2 separate regions of the Homo sapiens genome follow, and region 1 is linked to region 2. Evidence: chromatin loops called from intact Hi-C (ENCODE). Cell type or tissue: GM12878. All regions are shown on one strand. Each heading gives the region's core, and the rest is flanking DNA. Links, peaks and the distances in the headings are about the cores only.

The links. Peaks named below come from ENCODE experiments on the same cell type or tissue, not always from the same donor. Only the 100,000 strongest peaks of a DNase experiment are listed, where the experiment ranks them.
Region 1: a loop joins it to region 2, with 4 times the contacts of the local background. A loop is called at or near these places in 3 of 110 quality-filtered maps.

The regions. Positions count from the first base shown.
Region 1 is chr15:85,364,443-85,372,778 of GRCh38, forward strand. No RefSeq gene overlaps it. Among named protein-coding and RNA genes, the nearest start is that of MIR7706, 12 kb to the right of the region's middle. In GM12878, for the core only: no CTCF peak of the experiment used is centred there; no DNase peak of the experiment used is centred there.
Region 2 is chr15:85,313,077-85,321,412 of GRCh38, forward strand. No RefSeq gene overlaps it. Among named protein-coding and RNA genes, the nearest start is that of MIR7706, 63 kb to the right of the region's middle. RefSeq lists an enhancer at 5,429-5,528. In GM12878, for the core only: a CTCF peak has its summit at 5,052 (motif pointing right); a DNase peak (open chromatin) is centred at 5,455; H3K27ac peaks cover 1,424 bases.

The DNA of each region.
Region 1 (8,336 bases), core at 56-8,055, 51 kb after region 2:
TTTGTTTTGTTTAGAGATGGCGTCTCGCTCTGTTGCCCAGGCTGGAGTACAGTGGCGCCATCTCAGCTCACCGCAACCTCTGCCTCCTGGGTTCAAGCAATTCTCCTGCCTCAGCCTCCTAAGTAGCTGGGATTACAGGCAAACACCACCGCACCCAGCTAATTTTTGTACTTTTTGTAGAGACGGGGTTGTGCCATGTTGGCCAGGCTGGTCTCAAACTCCCAGCCTCAAGTGATCTACTCGCCTCGGCCTCCCAAAGTGCTGAGATTACAGGAATGAGCCACCATGCCCAGCCAGTAGTAGACTTTTGATAAAAGATACAGAAACTCTCATTTCATTTTGGGGTAGGGAGTTGATAAAATGGGGAATCGAAGCTTCTGATGATCATCTTGTCACTATGAGAGAGAAGGTTTCTGAGAAAGAAACCAAGATAGAGGAGAGCACAACCAGGAGAAGGCAATGGGGAAAGATGAAGAAGGTGTTGGGGAGAGACAGATTCCTAACGGCATCATTGGGTCATCTGGAACCAGACTTGCTTGAAATCTTTCTCTGGACTTAAATTTCCCTTTTGGTTTTTTTCTTGAGCCAATGGACTAAAAGAGTCTTAATGAATACAAAGATGTTGGTTTGGGACATACATATTTAAGTTACTGGAAGTCATCGAGGCAGTCAAAAAAGTAGAATTAGTGCTTTGAACACTATATCGAGTGCCCTGAGCACTGAGATAAATATCTGAGAGTCATTCACATGGTTAAAACAATAATAAGGGGCAATATTTATTATATTTTTTGCTTTGTGCCAGATATTGTTCTAAAGAGCTTTATATGTATTCTCTCATTCCACCTCACAGCAGCCATGTCAGTTAAATACTTTTATTATTTCTATTTTACAGGTAAGGACACTAACAGACACACAGGAGAGGCTTAGTAATTTGCTGTGGTGGCCAGACTCCACGATGGTCCTGGTGAGATCCGCTTCCTGGTATTCATGTCTTTATTTCATCCTCTCCCCTTGAGTGTGGACTGGACTTAGTGACTTCCTTCTTTTTTTTTTTTGAGACAGAGTCTCACTCTGTCACCCAGGCTGGAGTGCAGTGGTGCGATCTCGGCTCACTGCAAGCTCTGCCTCCCGGGTTCATGCCATTCTCCTGCCTCAGCCTCCTGACCAGCTGGGACTACAGGTGCCCACCACCATGCCCAGCTAATTTTTTGTATTTTTGTCGAGACGGGGTTTCACCATGTTAGCCAGGATGGTCTCGATCTCCTGACCTCGTGATCCGCCCGCCTCGGCCTCCCAAAGTGCTAGGATTACAGGTGTGAGCCACTGCGCCCGGCCGTGACTTCCTTCTAATGAATAGAGTAAGGCAGAAGTGATGGTATGTGACCTGGAAACTAGATCATAAATACAGTGTGGCTTCTACTCTTATTTCTCTGTTTCTCTGGCTTCTTTCTCTCAGATCACTCACTCTGGCAGAAACCATGTTATAATCAGCGCTGTGAAATGGCTCATGAGGTGAGAAACCGAAGGTTCCTTTAGTTAAGGGAATAAGCTTGGAAGTAGATCTTCCAATTCCAGTTCTGGTGGGGACTAGAACTTTACTGACAGTTTCACTGCTTCCTCATGAGAGACCCTGAGCCAGAACCACACCACTAAGCCATTCCTGATATCTGGTTCTCAGCAACAGTGTGAAATAACAAATGTTTGTTTGAGTCTAAGCTGGTAAATTTGCTGGAAATGTATTACACAGCAGTACATAAGTAATGCAGATTTTTGTACCAAGGGTGGGTGCTGATGCAGAAAAAATCTAAATGTTGGAATTGCTTTGGAACCAGTAAGTAAGTAGAAGCTGGAAAAGCTGTGAGGATTTTGAAGAGAGTGATAGTGAAAGCGTAAAGCGTCTTGAACACACTATTAGTAGAACTGTGGACTTCAAGGAGGCTGTCAGTGAGGACAACCACTTTTCCGTTAAGGGAAAAATGATGACAATCTTATGGGAAATTAGATAAAAGGGGATTTTTAATGCAGTAGCAGAAATTTTAGCATTGTTGTTGCCTACCGTAATGTGGGTGGTAGAAAATGTCCCTAAGGAACTGAGAGATCAAGTTAAGGAGATTTCTAGTCTTTCCCCATCACCCTGTCTTAGCTCTGCTTCCCTCTGTCTTGGTTTCTTTCTCGGAAAGCTCTTCCCTCATAGTGACAAGATGACCATTGGAACTTCAGGCCGCCATTCTACCAGCTCTCTACTCCCAGTGGAATGAGAGTTTGTGTTTTCCAATACTTTTATCAAAAGTCTCAGGGTTGTCTTTTATTAGCTCGACTTCGATCATATGTTCATCACTCCAGATGCCACCTGGTCTCTTTTTGCTTCTTATGGAAAAGGACAAGAGAAAGGAATTAACTAATGGAAAGATTGTTAAACAAAAAGGAGATGGCTTTGAAGATCCCTAGACTCAGCCGGGCACGGTGGCTCACGCCTGTAATCCCAACACTTTGGGAGGCTGAGGCGGGTGGATCACTTGAGGTCAGGAGTTCAAGACCAGCCTGGCCAACATGGTGAAACCCTGTATCTACTAAAAATACAAAAGTTAGCCGGGCGTGGTGGTGGGTATCTGCAATCCCAGCTAATCGGGAGGCTGAGGCACGTGAATCATTTGAACCCAGGAGGTGGAGGTTGCAGTGAGCCGAGATTTCACCACTGCACTTCAGCCTGGGCGATAGAGTGAGACTGAGTTTCAAAAAAAAGAAAAGGATTCCTAGACTCTCTAGACGGCAAATGACATTAAAATTTTTGGGGTAGGCACTGTGGCTCACGCCTCTAATCCCAGCACTTTGGGAGGCTGAAATGGGCAGATTGCTTGAACTCAGGAGTTCGAGACCAGCCTGGTCAACATGGTGAAATCCTGTTTCTACCAAAAAAAAAAAGCCAGGTGTGGTGGCATGCACCTGTACTCCCAGCTACTTGGGAGGCTGAGGTGGGAGGATTACCTGAACCTGGGAGGTGGAGGTTGCAGTGAGCCAAGATTGTGCCACTGCACTCCAGCCTGAGCAACAAAACATGTTTCGAAAAGAAAAAAAAAAATTTAGTGGCTTCTGAGGAAAGATCAAATCCAGGATACTGCTAGGGAAACATGGTCCAAAGACAAAGCCAAGGGTGTATCTATAAATCCACGGTTAAAACTTCAGAAAGCTTAAAAGTGGAGCCTTACAGTACCCTTTAGTCCAACAAAAAGCCTCTTAAGATTGTAAGGGTGTGGTGAACAGATCCTCTTGATCAAAGAATAGGGCTTCTAAAAAGCTTAAGAGTGTTGTCTCCGCTGGGCCGTGCTGGCTCACACCTTTAATCCCAGCAGTTTGGGAGGCCAAGGCGGGAGGATCACTTGAGCCCAGGAGTTTGAGACCAGCCTGGGCAACATAGCAAGAACTTGTCTACAAAAATTTTAAAAATTAGCTGGGTGTAGTAGTGCCTATTTGTAGTCCTAGCAACTCAGGAAGCTGAGGTAAGGGGATGGCTTGAACTCAGGAGGTTGAACCTGCAGTGAACCGTGATTGTGCCACTGCACTCCAGCCTGAGTGACAGAGTGAGACCCAGTCCCAAAAGAAAAAAAAAATTGTTGCCTATCAGCAGAAACCCAAAGTAGATGAGTGCTTATATCAAAGAGACTTGCAAGTATGACTTTAATTTAACAACATGGACCCCCATTAAGATTCATAAGAAATCCACTACATATTTAAAATAATTACATGAGCAGAAACATCATAATCTTAGATTGAAAGAGGCAGAGACAGTACAAAATGAAAAGAGGGCTTTGGATTCTCAAATTCAACAAGAAAGAAGCTGGCTGAGAAAACTACTCTATTGCAAACACACACTACCTGTCATTAAAAAGGAAAGATAACTCAGAAGAGGGAACCAAGAGCTATGAGAATCACTCCTGGGAAGAACTAGGACTGACTCCTAATCAAGGAACTCACAACAGTTCTCAGGATAGATTCAGAATTGCTATGGACCACCATGGCTGGTCCACAGCAATGATGCCTTTATATTCCCCATTTCCTCCCTTTTTGAACAGGAATGTCTATAGTGATTATCTTTTGCCTGTTTCCCCATTGTACATTGAGTGTATGTGTATGTATGTGTGTGTGTGTGTGTGTGTGTGTGTGTGTGTGTAGGGGGCACAATACTTGCCTATTTCGCAGACTTCAAAAGCTTAATGATTAAGAAGAACTTTATGTAAGGGCTATATCTACAGCTGGACCTCATTTTGGTTATGAGATTCTGGACTTCGGGCTGATATTATAATGGGCTGAGATTTTTGAGGGTCTTGGGAGGTGGCGAGTACTTTTTGCATGTGGGAAGAACATGAATCAATGAAGGGCCAGAGACTAGATTGTTATAGTTAGCCTCCGCGATAGACCCCGATGCGCCCCACCTCTTAGAATTCAGTCCTTTGTGTAATCCCCTCTTAAATGTGGGCTGAGCTTAGTGACTTGCTTCTAATGAAAAGAATAAGGCAGAAGGGTTGGTATACAACTTAAAGACTATGTCATAAATATAGTGTTGCTTCTGCTCTCTCTCTCGGTCTCTCTCTCTCTCTCTCTCATCACTCAGTCTGTGAGCAGCCACGTTGTGAGCAGTCCTAAGGAAAGGCCCAAATAGCAAGAAATGGAAACTTCCTGACAACAGCCAGGTGAGTAAGCTTGGAAGTGAATCCTCCAGTTTCAGTCCAGAGAATGCAGATTTACTGACAGCTTCACTGCAATTTCATGGAGATACCTTGAGCCAGAACCACCAATGTAAGTAGCTTACAGAGTCCTAACTCTCAGAAACTTTGCAAGATAATAAATGTTTGCAGTTTTAAACTAAATTAGGAGGGTAATGTCTTATACAGCTATAAATAATATACTTTCCAAAGGCACATACTCTACAATTCCATTTAAACAAACTCTGAGACAAATTTTATCTATAATGATAGAAAGCAAATCAGACCGGGCATGATGGCTCATGCCTGTAATTACAGCACTTTGGAGGCCGAGGCGGGAGGATCACTTGAGCCCAGGAGTTCAAGGCCAGCCTGGGCAACATAGGTAGACCCTGTCTCTATAAAAAATTAAAAAAAAAAAAAAAAACTAGCTGGCCATGGTGGCGCATGCCTGTCATCCCAGCTACTCAAGAGGCTGAGGTAGAGATCACTTGAGCGTGGGAGGTCAAGGCTGCAGTGAGCTATGATCATGCCACTGCACCCAGTCTGGGCAACAGAATGAGACCCTGTCCCAAAAAAGACAGAAATAATGCCGGGCATGGTGGGTCATGCCTGTAATCCCAGCACTTTGGGGGGCCGAGGCTGGCGGATCACCTGAGGTCAGGAGTTGGAGACCGGCCTGGCCAACATGGCGAAACCTCGTCTCTCCTAAAAATAAAAAATTAACTGAGTATAGTGGTGCATGTCTGTAATCCCAGCTACTTGGAGGCTGAGACAGGAGAATCATTTGAACCTAGGAGGCGGAGGCTGCAGTGAACCGAGATTGTGCCACTGCACTCCAGCCTGGGCAACAGAGCGAGACTCCGTCCCCCCACCCCCACACACAAAAAGACAGAAATAGATAGATAGATGATAGATAGATAGATATCTCTACATAGAGAGAGAGAGAAAGAAAGAAGGAAAGAAAGAAAAAGAAAATTAGCATAGCCTAGGGTCACGGAGGTAGGGGTGGGAATTGTGGGCAGGGCCATATAAAAACTTGCGGAGACCTCAGAAATGTTCTATTTCTTAGTTATTGGAGTGCTTACACATTTGTCACACTCATTGAATTGTACACTTAAAATTGGAATATTGTTGACTGTATATTTTACCTTAATAAGATTGATTTTAAGAAAAGAGGGCAAGTGATGAGGAGGTGGAATCAGTAGGCTAAAAAGTATGATGGCAAAGGCAAGAAGAGAGATGGGACAGTGTCTTAAGAATGTACTTGGGTCAAGGATTTTAGGCATTTTTTAAGATAAGAGAGATTTGAATAAGTTTGAAGGCAGACTATAAGGACTAGAGATATAAACCAGAAAGCTTAAATTATAAATTATAAAATTATAAATTTATAAAGCTTAAATTATAAATTCTGGCGGGGACTGAAATAAATGATGTTTAGCCGGGAGTTTAGTTAGATCATGAACTACTTCCCGGGGAAGATAGGTTAAAGAGATTTTAGGCACTCAGTTCTAGTGTCCTCAGTAATGTAGGTCTGTTTACATACAAGAAGTTCAAGGCTTTGAGTGGGGAGTTAGGTTTAGATAGAGAAGAAGTTTAATGTAGTTTTTATGTGAGTTGACACTGGAAGTCAATTACTTTTGAATTCTCTGCTAAAGTGTTTAGCATTATTCTGTAAGCAAAAGGGAGCCATTTAAGTCTTTTGAGCAGGAAAGTGAAAAGTCAGGGCTGTACTTTTAGGAAAATCATTCTGTTACAGAGAGGACCATGGACTAGTTGGGAGTTATTAGACGCAGGAAAACCAGTTAGAAGAATATTGCAATCCTAGGGACAAAAGCTGGTGAATGAGCCCAAGAGAAGTAGGAATGGGAAACTTTACCTTAATTTGTAAAAGAGATTGCGGCAGAATGAAAAGGCGGCATGCTGGAAATGACTGGATGGGATTGAGGGAGAAGGAAAGCGGAAAATAGAGCAGATGAGGGAGAGAAGGATTTCTCACTTTTGGAGCCAAGTTTGTGGTCCAGCAGGCAATTCAGGTGAAGAGGTGCTTGTAGTGAGAGGGAATAGAGTGTGAGACCTAGTAGGAGTGATCTGATCAAGCTGCGGATGAGATTTAGGAAGCATCTATTTTCTTTCGTTTTTCTTTTTCTTTTTTCTTTTTTTTTTTTTTTTTTTTGAGACGGAGTTTCGCTCTTGTTGCCTACGCTGGAGTGCAATGGGCGCGATCTCAGCTAACTGCAACCTCCTCCTCCCAGGTACAAGCGATTCTCCTGTCTCAGCCTCCGAAGTAGCTCAGATTACAGGCATGCGCCACCACACTCCGCTAATATTTTTGTATTTAGTAGAGACGGAGTTTCAGCATGTTAGGCTGGTCGTGAACTGCTGACCTCAGGTATCCACCCCCATCAGTCTCCCAAAGTGCTGGGATTACAGGCGTGCATCAACGTGCTCGGCTCTCTCCTTCCTTCCTTCCTTCCTTCCTTCCTTCCTTCCTTCCTTCCTTCCTTCCTTCCTTCTTTCTTTCTTTCTTTCTTTCTTTCTTTCTTTCTGTCTTTCTTTCTTTCTTTCTCTCTTTCTCTCTTTCTCTCTTTCTTTCTTTTTTGAGACGGAGCCTTGCTCTGTCGCCCAGGCTGGAGTGCAGTGGCGCGATCTCGGCTCACCGCAAACTCCGCCTACCAGGTTCACGCCATTCTCCTGCCTCAGCCTCCCGAGTAGCTGGGACTACAGGCACACACCACCATGCCCGGCTAATTTTTTTGTGTTTTTAGTAGAGACGGGGTTTCACCGTGTTCGCCAGGATGGTCTCGATCTCCTGACCTCGTGATCCGCCCGCCTCGGCTTCCCAGAGTCCTGGGATTACAGGCGTGAGCCACTGCGCCCGGCCTATTTTCCTTTCTGAACTAAGAGATCACCTCTTGGTTTGGACTAGGTGTCCCTTTTGAAACAAATGATAGTGTGGGTGTCTTAGCTCAAGCTGCTAGTACAAAATACCATAGACCGGGTGGGTTAAACAACAGACATTTATTTCCCATTCTGGAGGCTGAAAAGTCTAAGATCAAGATGCTGGCAGATTCACTCCTTGGTGAGGGCCTGCTTCCTTACTTGCGGATGGCCACCCTTTCTTTGTTTTCTTACCTAGCAGAGAGAGGAGCCTCTGGTGTTTCCTTTTTTGTTTTTTGAGACAGAGTCTTGCTCTGTTGCCCAGGCTGGAGTGCAGTGGTGCAATCTTGGCTCATTGCAACCTCCACCTCCCGGGTTCAAGAGATTCTCCTGCCTCAGCCTCCCCAGTAGCTGGGATTACAGGTGTGCACCACCACACCCAGCTAATTTTTGTATTTTTAGTAGAGACAGGGTTTCACCATGTTGGTCAGGCTGGTCTCGAACTCCTGAGCTTAAGTGATCCGCTTGCCTCGGCCTCCCAAATTGCTGGGATTATAGGCGTGAACCACCATGCCCAGCCTGGTGTTTCTTCCTCTTCCTATGAGGGCACCAATCCCATCATGGGAGCTCCACCTTGATGACTTCATCTAAACTTAATTATTTCCCAAAGTTCCTACCTCCTCATATCACCACATTGGGGATTAGGGCTTCAACATATGAGTTTTGGAGAGGATATACACATTTATTCCATTAACA
Region 2 (8,336 bases), core at 218-8,217:
CCCTGGCATAGAAAGAATGTTGTCTTTGACCTTTCCCCCAGCTCCCTGTGGTGCTCCCTCAATGTGGTGCTACCTCTCAGTTGGCCGCTTCTCCTTCAATAGCTCATGGCTTTGGTTCCATAGGGGAGGAGTCTCCTGTGGCAGGGACCAATTTCCTCCATCCTTCAGTTCTTAACCAACTAGAGAACTTTCTGTTCTCCCTCCGTGACTCAATCTTTCTTGTGAGCAATCAACAGAAGTCCATGGAGAAGAAACTACTACTAAGTGTGAACTTCCCTGGTGTCTGGGATCCCAAGGTTTCTATACTGTCACTGTAGCCCATACTCAGCTTTTACCAAATCATTACAAATTTTAGTTGACTTCTTACCTACTAATATGGTACCCAATGTTTCTACCACCCATGCTCTGCCCAAAGGGGAGCTAATGTGTGGATCTTCTCTCTTCTCAGAGGGGCCGGTCTTTGCTTGGATTTCAGGCTGCTTAGTCACCCTCCAAACTGAATTCTCAGATGGGTTTAAGAAAAGTTATAATGTTGCAGTTTATCTGGCTTTTTCTTGTTATGTGGGAGTAATACTTTTTTAGCTTTCTATATCCTTGGTGAAAGTAGAGTCTATCTATATCTTTAACTCTTATTTCTTTTTTTTTTTATTTTGAGATAGGGTTTCACTCTGTCACCCAGGCTAGAGTACTGTGGGGCTATCACAGCTCACTGCAACCTCAAACTCTCTGGGCTCAGGAGATCCTTCCATCTCAGCCTCCCAAGCAGCTGGGATTACAGACACATGCCACCACACCTGGCTAATTTTTTGTGTTTTTAGTAGAGACAGGGTTTTGTCATGTTGCCCAGGCTGGTATCAAACTCCTGGGCTCAAGCGATCTACCTTCCTCAGCCTCCCAAAGTTCTGGGATTACAGGCATGAGCCACTGCACCTGGCCTAACTCTTCATTTCTTAATTTAAAAAATTTTTAAAGAGATCCAAATTATATCAATAAAAAAATAAATTAAAAAAAAAAAAAAAAAGAGATCCAAATTAGTGAAGTGACATCATATGTTAAATCTGGTTGTTGGTTCCACGGCCTGGCAAAGAATTTTTTAGCTGGCCACATCATCTTGAATTAAAACTTCATTTCCCACCTATCACGCAATTAGATGTGGCCACGTTACTACATTTTAGCCAACAAGATATGAATGAAAGTGTGGTATAAACATTCTTGGGAGTTTCTTTAGAGAGAAAGAGGAATTCCTATGGGGTAGGATGTGGGTGAGATTTCTGGAGTTCCAACAACCATCTTGCAAATGCAAAGGCATCCCAAGAATGGCACACCAGAGAGGTGGAGGTTGCATCCCCAGTGCTGATGATATAGAACTGCCAAACCAGCCCTGGATTGACCATCTACAGACACAGTTTAGGTGACAGAAAAATAAATGTCTTTCTTGTCTAAGCCCATGTTATTGCCTGGAATGAAGAGGAACTCATTCTATTGCCACCCATCTTAATCCAAACTGCCACACTTGGTGACATATTGTTTTGGTATGTTTGAATTATTTCATAATCTAAATGTTTAATTAAAGCAAAATTGCACAGACAGTAAAAATATCAACAATATATAAATATGCATTGAGGAAGAGAAATATGTCAACATTGCTTCTCTCTGGGTAGTGAGATTATGTGTACGTTCTTTTCTTTTATCCTCAGCCATGTCTATTCGACTTTTCCACATTGAGCATGATTCATTGAAGTTTTTGTTATACTGAAGCGTGGTTCTCCTCCTCTGCTGGCACTGGTATGTCATCGCCTCTGGGCTGCTTAGAAGACTCCTTTAGCATGTGCTATTTCCATAGCACCTCTCTGCAACCTTCATCTTTCTTTGTGAGTCTCTTCCTCCTGACCATGTGGTAGCTCCATTCTGAAACCAGAATTATAAATAAATAAAGACTTGGATTTGCCTCTGTCTTTCCCCACACTTAATACTTCCTGCTCCTGTTCACCAAGGAGGAGATTTTCTCCCAACCAGTGACTTCAGCTTCAATTAGGAGTTCCAAAGCAATCCTGGCACTCTTGGCTTTAGCATCCTTTCTCAAATGTCTTGGAATAACTGCCAAGCACTGTATTGGAGACCATAACATTACCTAGGATCTCCCAGGGACCAAGAACCACTGTCTCCTTGAATTCTGGATGATCTGCTACTTCACAATAAGTTCCAAACTCATAAAGAGTATCCAAAGCCCCAGAGTTTGAGGGTAATCTTTGTTTCCCTCCTTGTTCAAGACAGTACATTTTACTGACCTGGTATATTCTTTATCTATTGCTGCATTGAAAATTACTCCAGTTGGGCTACAGTCAACACAAGGTTCAACTGGGACAAGATATACTTCCAAACTCATCCGGTGGCTGTTGGCAGGTTTCACTTCCTTTTGGGCCGTTGGGCTGAGGACCCAGTTCTCTGCTGGATGCTGACTAGAAGCTGCCCTGGATTTCTTGCCTTGCAGGTTCCTCCAACATGGCAGCTGGTTTCAGCATCAAAGCACACAAGCCAAGAAGTCAATAGAGAGGAGAAAGCAGCAGCAAGAGAGATTCCTAGCAAAGTAGAAATCACAACCTCTTGCAACCTCATCATGAAAGTGACATCCCATTGCTTTTGTCATATTCCATTCATGAGAAGCAGGTCAATAGGTCTGGCCTGAACACAAGGGGAGGAGCTTACCTAAAGAGGTAAGGACCAGGAGTTAGAGAGCACTGCAATATATCTTAGGAGTCTGCCTACCGCACGAGGCCTCACCATCAGTCCAAAAGTCCCCTTCAGTTTTTCCCAGGAGATCTAGCAGGACCTCAGGCAACCTGGACTTCAAATGACCCCTTCTGCTATCCCTAGTTCTATATGTAGCAGCCCAGACACATTAATTTCTACTTTCCAAAGTTGTTCTTCTGTCCTCTACTTGTCACACCATCAAATTTAGTTTGGGCTTTCAGAGAATGAAAATGGCAGACAGACAAAAGGAAAGCTTATCTGAAGTTTAAGATTTTAAGGATGCTGCCAGTTTCCAAAAGCAATTCTACCCTGGTAAAATAAAATCCTTATTCTGCTCGTCCAGGACACTTGACCCAGAGCCCAACAAGGCGGTATTCCCGTTCACACTCACTGAAGCCACTCTGTCTTCCTGCAAGAGTTATCTTGGCCCTAGTCTGTAGCTCATCTCCTACAGGGGCACTTAAAAGGAAACAACAGTTCTTGGTCCAAAGCAATAAAGAGACAAGTGAGTCATAACAGTCTGGGTTCTTCACCAGCATAAGCGCTTCCATGAATCGCCTCTATAAAAACCCTGCCCTTCTAGCCCAAGCCGTGTTCCAAGTTCCAAAACCTTCCATTCAAGGGTTTTATAACTCAGCCCTGTGCTCAGAAATGTCACTGCACATAAGAGGGCCTTTGATCTCTGGCCATACCCAAGCCCATAGTCTGCAGCGAAGCGTGCTTTGATAACTATCTAAAGAGAAAAGCACTTTGGTTTCCTCTCATCTATTTCTATTCTACTTTTAATAAGCTGCTTAGCTTCAGGCGTCTGCCCTCTGCCCTCCAAGCTTCATCTCAACCAGAAGTAAAACAGGCTTGTGGTTGTGTGCTTTGAGAGCTCATGAAATAACAATAGTGGTAGCAAACACCAATAAAGGGCTTACTACGTGCCAGGCACCATCCTAAGTAGTTTCTGTAGGTTATCCTATGTAGGTTTTCACAGATGAGGAAATGGAAGCATAGAAAGGCACTGAGTGACTAGCTTTCTGATGAAGTCACAGTCAGAGAAACAGAGCCAGAAGTTAAAATCAAGCAACGCATCTCCAAAATGCATCTTACCCCTGTGCAATGAAAGAGAATACAAGCCCCCTCAGAGAAGGGAAAATATGAAGTCAGAAATACGAGTATTTCTTTAATAAGAGAGAAGATTTGCAGCAAACTCCTTCAATCTAGAAACACTTTCTTTTTCCAGGTACTGTGTTAGAAATCCCTTCAGTAGGAAAACTAAATGGGCAAGTCTTTAAACCAAACCAAAATGTTTCCTGAGCTTTCAATGAATCAAATTGAACTCAAGGCCCCAAGTCTGAATAAATTATGCCCTAAGATCTGTCAGAAGCAGTAGATTTCTTCTATTGGGTTTTTCTTCCATTCGATATAAAGACATAAGCGCTCTGTTGCTGCCCAATTGCTTTATTAAAAAAAAAACATATATATATATATATATATATATATATATATATATTTGAGACGGAGTCTCGCTCAGTCGACCGGGCTGGAATGCAGTGGCAGGATGTTGGCTAAGTGCAACCTCTGCCTCCCACGTTCAAGTGATTCTTCTGCCTCAGTCTCCCAGGTAGCTGGGATTACAGGCTCCCACGACCACGCCCAGCTAATTTTTGTATTTTTAGTAGAGATGAGGTTTCACCATGTTGTCCAGGCTGGTCGCAAACTCCTGACCTCAAGTGATCTGCCCACCTCAGCCTCCCAAAGTACTGGGATTACAGGCATGAGCCACCATGCCCGGTACAGAAACTTTCTTACTCATTTGAATTGAAAACTTCTATGTTTTTAAAGCATATTTTCATTAAGTGTGGAAATTCATAAAATACGGTTAGGTAGGAAGACGATGTTCACAAATTAGGTTTATAATCTATCATTTCAAACTTCGCTGTATTCAAAAATTAGTTATCTAAAATTAACTCCAGAGAAGTTTGTATGTACAAATAGTTGTTATAACAAAAGCTACCTTTCTTTTCTCAATCCGTGTCATGTGGATCTAAGCCCCTGCCTCAGAAATGGGGTGGGCATGTGTGTCCTCTTGGTGAGACCACTCTACCGCCCTAGCCAATGTGATTGCTTCAGAGATGGTTACATAGCCCTAGCTGGACCATTAAAAGTCTCCAAACCTTTGCTGGAATTATTGAGAGAGAGAGCATTCAAAAAGAACTCAGTATATAAAAAATACTGGAGTTAATAAGCAAGTAAAATATTAACAGAAGACTGTATATGCCCCAGGCCACCAGATGGGGGAGAGTGCACCTGAAAAGAGGCCAATACAGAAGAAAGCAGATAGAAATAGCTTCCAATGATCCTGTGGGGGCCTGGATCCAGCTGTACCTGAATCTCCTCCAATGCTATGCAGTTACATATGCCAGTAAGTCTTTTTTGCCTTTAAATCTGTGCATTGGGTTTCTGCTCCTTGTAACCTAGGGAGTCCTGACTAGTTCCTAGGAGCAGGTGTGCTTCCAGATCCTGTTCAGTTGCTACTGACCACAGCAGGTAGTGTGAAATGACACCCCAGAGAGCTGTGTATTTCAATGCCACACCCACATTCTGGGTGTGCCTGTGAAAGCAATCCAGCAGCAGTGTGCACAGCTGGAGCTGACTTAAGAGCTCCTAGGAAGGCCCAACCCTACAGCTAAAGGTCATGTAAAGACGTTGTGGAGAGATAATAAACAACACACACATACGCACCCATTAGGCAAAAATACCACATATTTTCTTCTCAGAGGAAATAACCATGAGCAAAGTATGGATATGAGTCAGTAACTGACTATAATTAGGGGCTTCCCTCCCACCCCAGTAACATCTGAATCAAGGCAGAGGACATTCCAGCAGTCCAGCAGTTGGTAAAGAACTAACCACATCTTTCTTGATGTTTCCTGTGACTCGATCCTTGCAGAACAGGGCACTGCAAGTCAGAAAATAGCTTCCTAGGAGAATTTAATACTAAGGAATTGGGAGTTTCCTCCGTCTATCAGAACCAAAATCATTCTACCTTAAGCCTTGGGGTTTGGAGCTCAACATAACCCAAGCATCCACTCTAGGAATCCCCCATCTGCTGCATAACTTTGGGTCCATTTGTATTTCAAAACTCTATTATGACTAGATATCCATATGCAGAAGAATGAAACTAGGCCCCTATCTCTCACCATATATAAAAATCAAATCAGCCAATTGCAGTGGCTCATGCCTGTAATCCCAGCACTTTGGGAGGCCGAGGCGGGCGGATCACCTGAGGTCGGGAGTTCGAGACTAGCTTGACCAACATGGAGAAACCCTGTCTCTACTAAAAATGCAAAACTAGCTGGGCGTGGTGGCACATGCCTGTAATCCCAGCTATGCAGGAGGCTGAGGCAGGAGAATCGCTTGAACCCAGGAGGCAGAGGTTGCGGTGAGCCGAGATCATGCCATTGCACTCCAGCCTAGGCAACAAGAGCGAAACTCAGTCTCAAAAAAAAAAAAAAATCAAATGAAAATGGATTAAAGACTTACATCTAAGACCTGAAGCCATAAAACTACTAAAAGAAAACACTGGGGAAATGTTCCAGGACATTGCTCTGGGCAAATGTTTCCTGAGTAAGACCTTAAAAGCACAGGCAACCAAAGCAAAAGTGGACAACTGGGAACATCTCAAGCTAAAAAGTTTCTGCACAGCAAAAGAAACAATCAACAAAGTGAAGAGACAACTCACAGAGGGGAGAAAATATCTGCAAACTACCCATCTGACAAAGGATTAATAACCACAATATATAAGGAGCTCAAACAACTCTATAGCAAAAAAAGAAAAATCCAATTTAAAAATGGGCAAAAGATCGGAATAGACATCTCTCGAAAGAAGACATACAAACGAGGCTGGGCACCATGGTTCACGCCTGTAATCCCAGCACTTTAGGACGTCAGGGCGGGCAGATCGCTTGAGGTCAGGGGTTCGAGACCAGCCTGGCCAATATGGCAAAATCCCCATCTCTACTAAAAATACAAAAATTACCTGGGCGTGGTGGCATGTGCCTGTAATCCCAGCCACTCAGGAGGCTGAGGCAGGAGAATTGCCTGAACCTGGGAGGTGAAGGTTGCAATGAGTTGAGATCACACCACTGCTCTCCAACCTGGGCAATGGAGCAAGACCCTGTCTCAAAAAAAAAAAAAAAAAAGACATATAAATGACCAACAGTTATATGAAAAAATCCTCAATCTCATTACTCATAAGAGAAATGCATATCAAAACTACAATGAGATATCACCTCACCCCAGTTAAAATAGCTCTTATCCAAAAGACAGGCAGTAATGAATGTTGGCAAGGATGTGGAGAAAGGGAAACCCTCATTCACTGGTGGTGAGAATGCAAATTAGTACAGACAAGGTGGAGAACAGTATGAAGGTTTCACAAAAAATCTAAAAATATAATTACCATACGATCCAGCAATCCCACTGTTGGGTATACACCCAAAGAAAGGAAAGCAATATATCGAAGAGATATCTACACTCTTATGCGCTCTTATCTGCACTTACGTTTATCGCAGCACTATTCACAGCCAAGGTAGAGAATCAACCTAAATGTTCACCAACAAATGAATGGATCAAAAAATGTGATACATATACACAATGGAATATTATTTGGCCATGAAAAAAGAATGAGATACTGTCATCTGCAACAATACGGATGGAACTGGAGGACATTATGTTAGGTGAGATAAGCTAGGCACAAAAAGACAAATATCACATGTTATCACTCATATGGGGGAGCAGAAAAAAAATTGAACTCTTGGAGATAGAGAGTAGAAGGATGGTTACCAGAGGCTGGGAAGGGTAGTGGGGTCAGGGACAAAGATGAGTTGGTCAATGGGTAAAAAATACAGTTAGGTAAAAAAAATGAGATCTAGTGTTTGACATCACAATAGGGAAACAATAGCTAACAATAATTATTTCATATTTCAAAATCAATGAAAGAGTAGAATTGGAATGTTCCTAACACAAAGAAATGATAAATGTTTGAAGTGATGGATATCCCAGTTACCCTGATTTGATCATTACACATTATATGCTTGTATCAAAATATCACATGTATCCCCGTAAATACATACAGCTATTATGTATCCATAAAAATTAAAAATAATTTTTAAAAACTGTATTACAATATAGATAATAGACAAAAATGTATTAAATGTATATGTACACTTTCATTTGAGACAGGGTCTCAGTTGCCCAGGCTGCAGTGCAGTGATGCAATCTTGGCTCACTTGCAGCCTCAACTTTCTGTGCTCAAGCGACCCTCCCACCTCAGCCTCCCAAGTAGCTGGGACTACAGGCACATGCCACCACACCCAGCTAATTTTTGCATTTTTTGTAGAAATGGGATTTTTCCATGTTGCTCAGGCTGGTCTCAAACACCTGAACTCAAGCGATCTGCCGGCTCCGGCCTCCCAAAGTGTTGGGATTACAGGCGTGAGCCACCAGGCCCAACCTACACTTTCAAAATAGTACGAATTACACAACAATGTACCCATCACCTAGGCTGAGAAATATTAATACATTATAAGTCATTT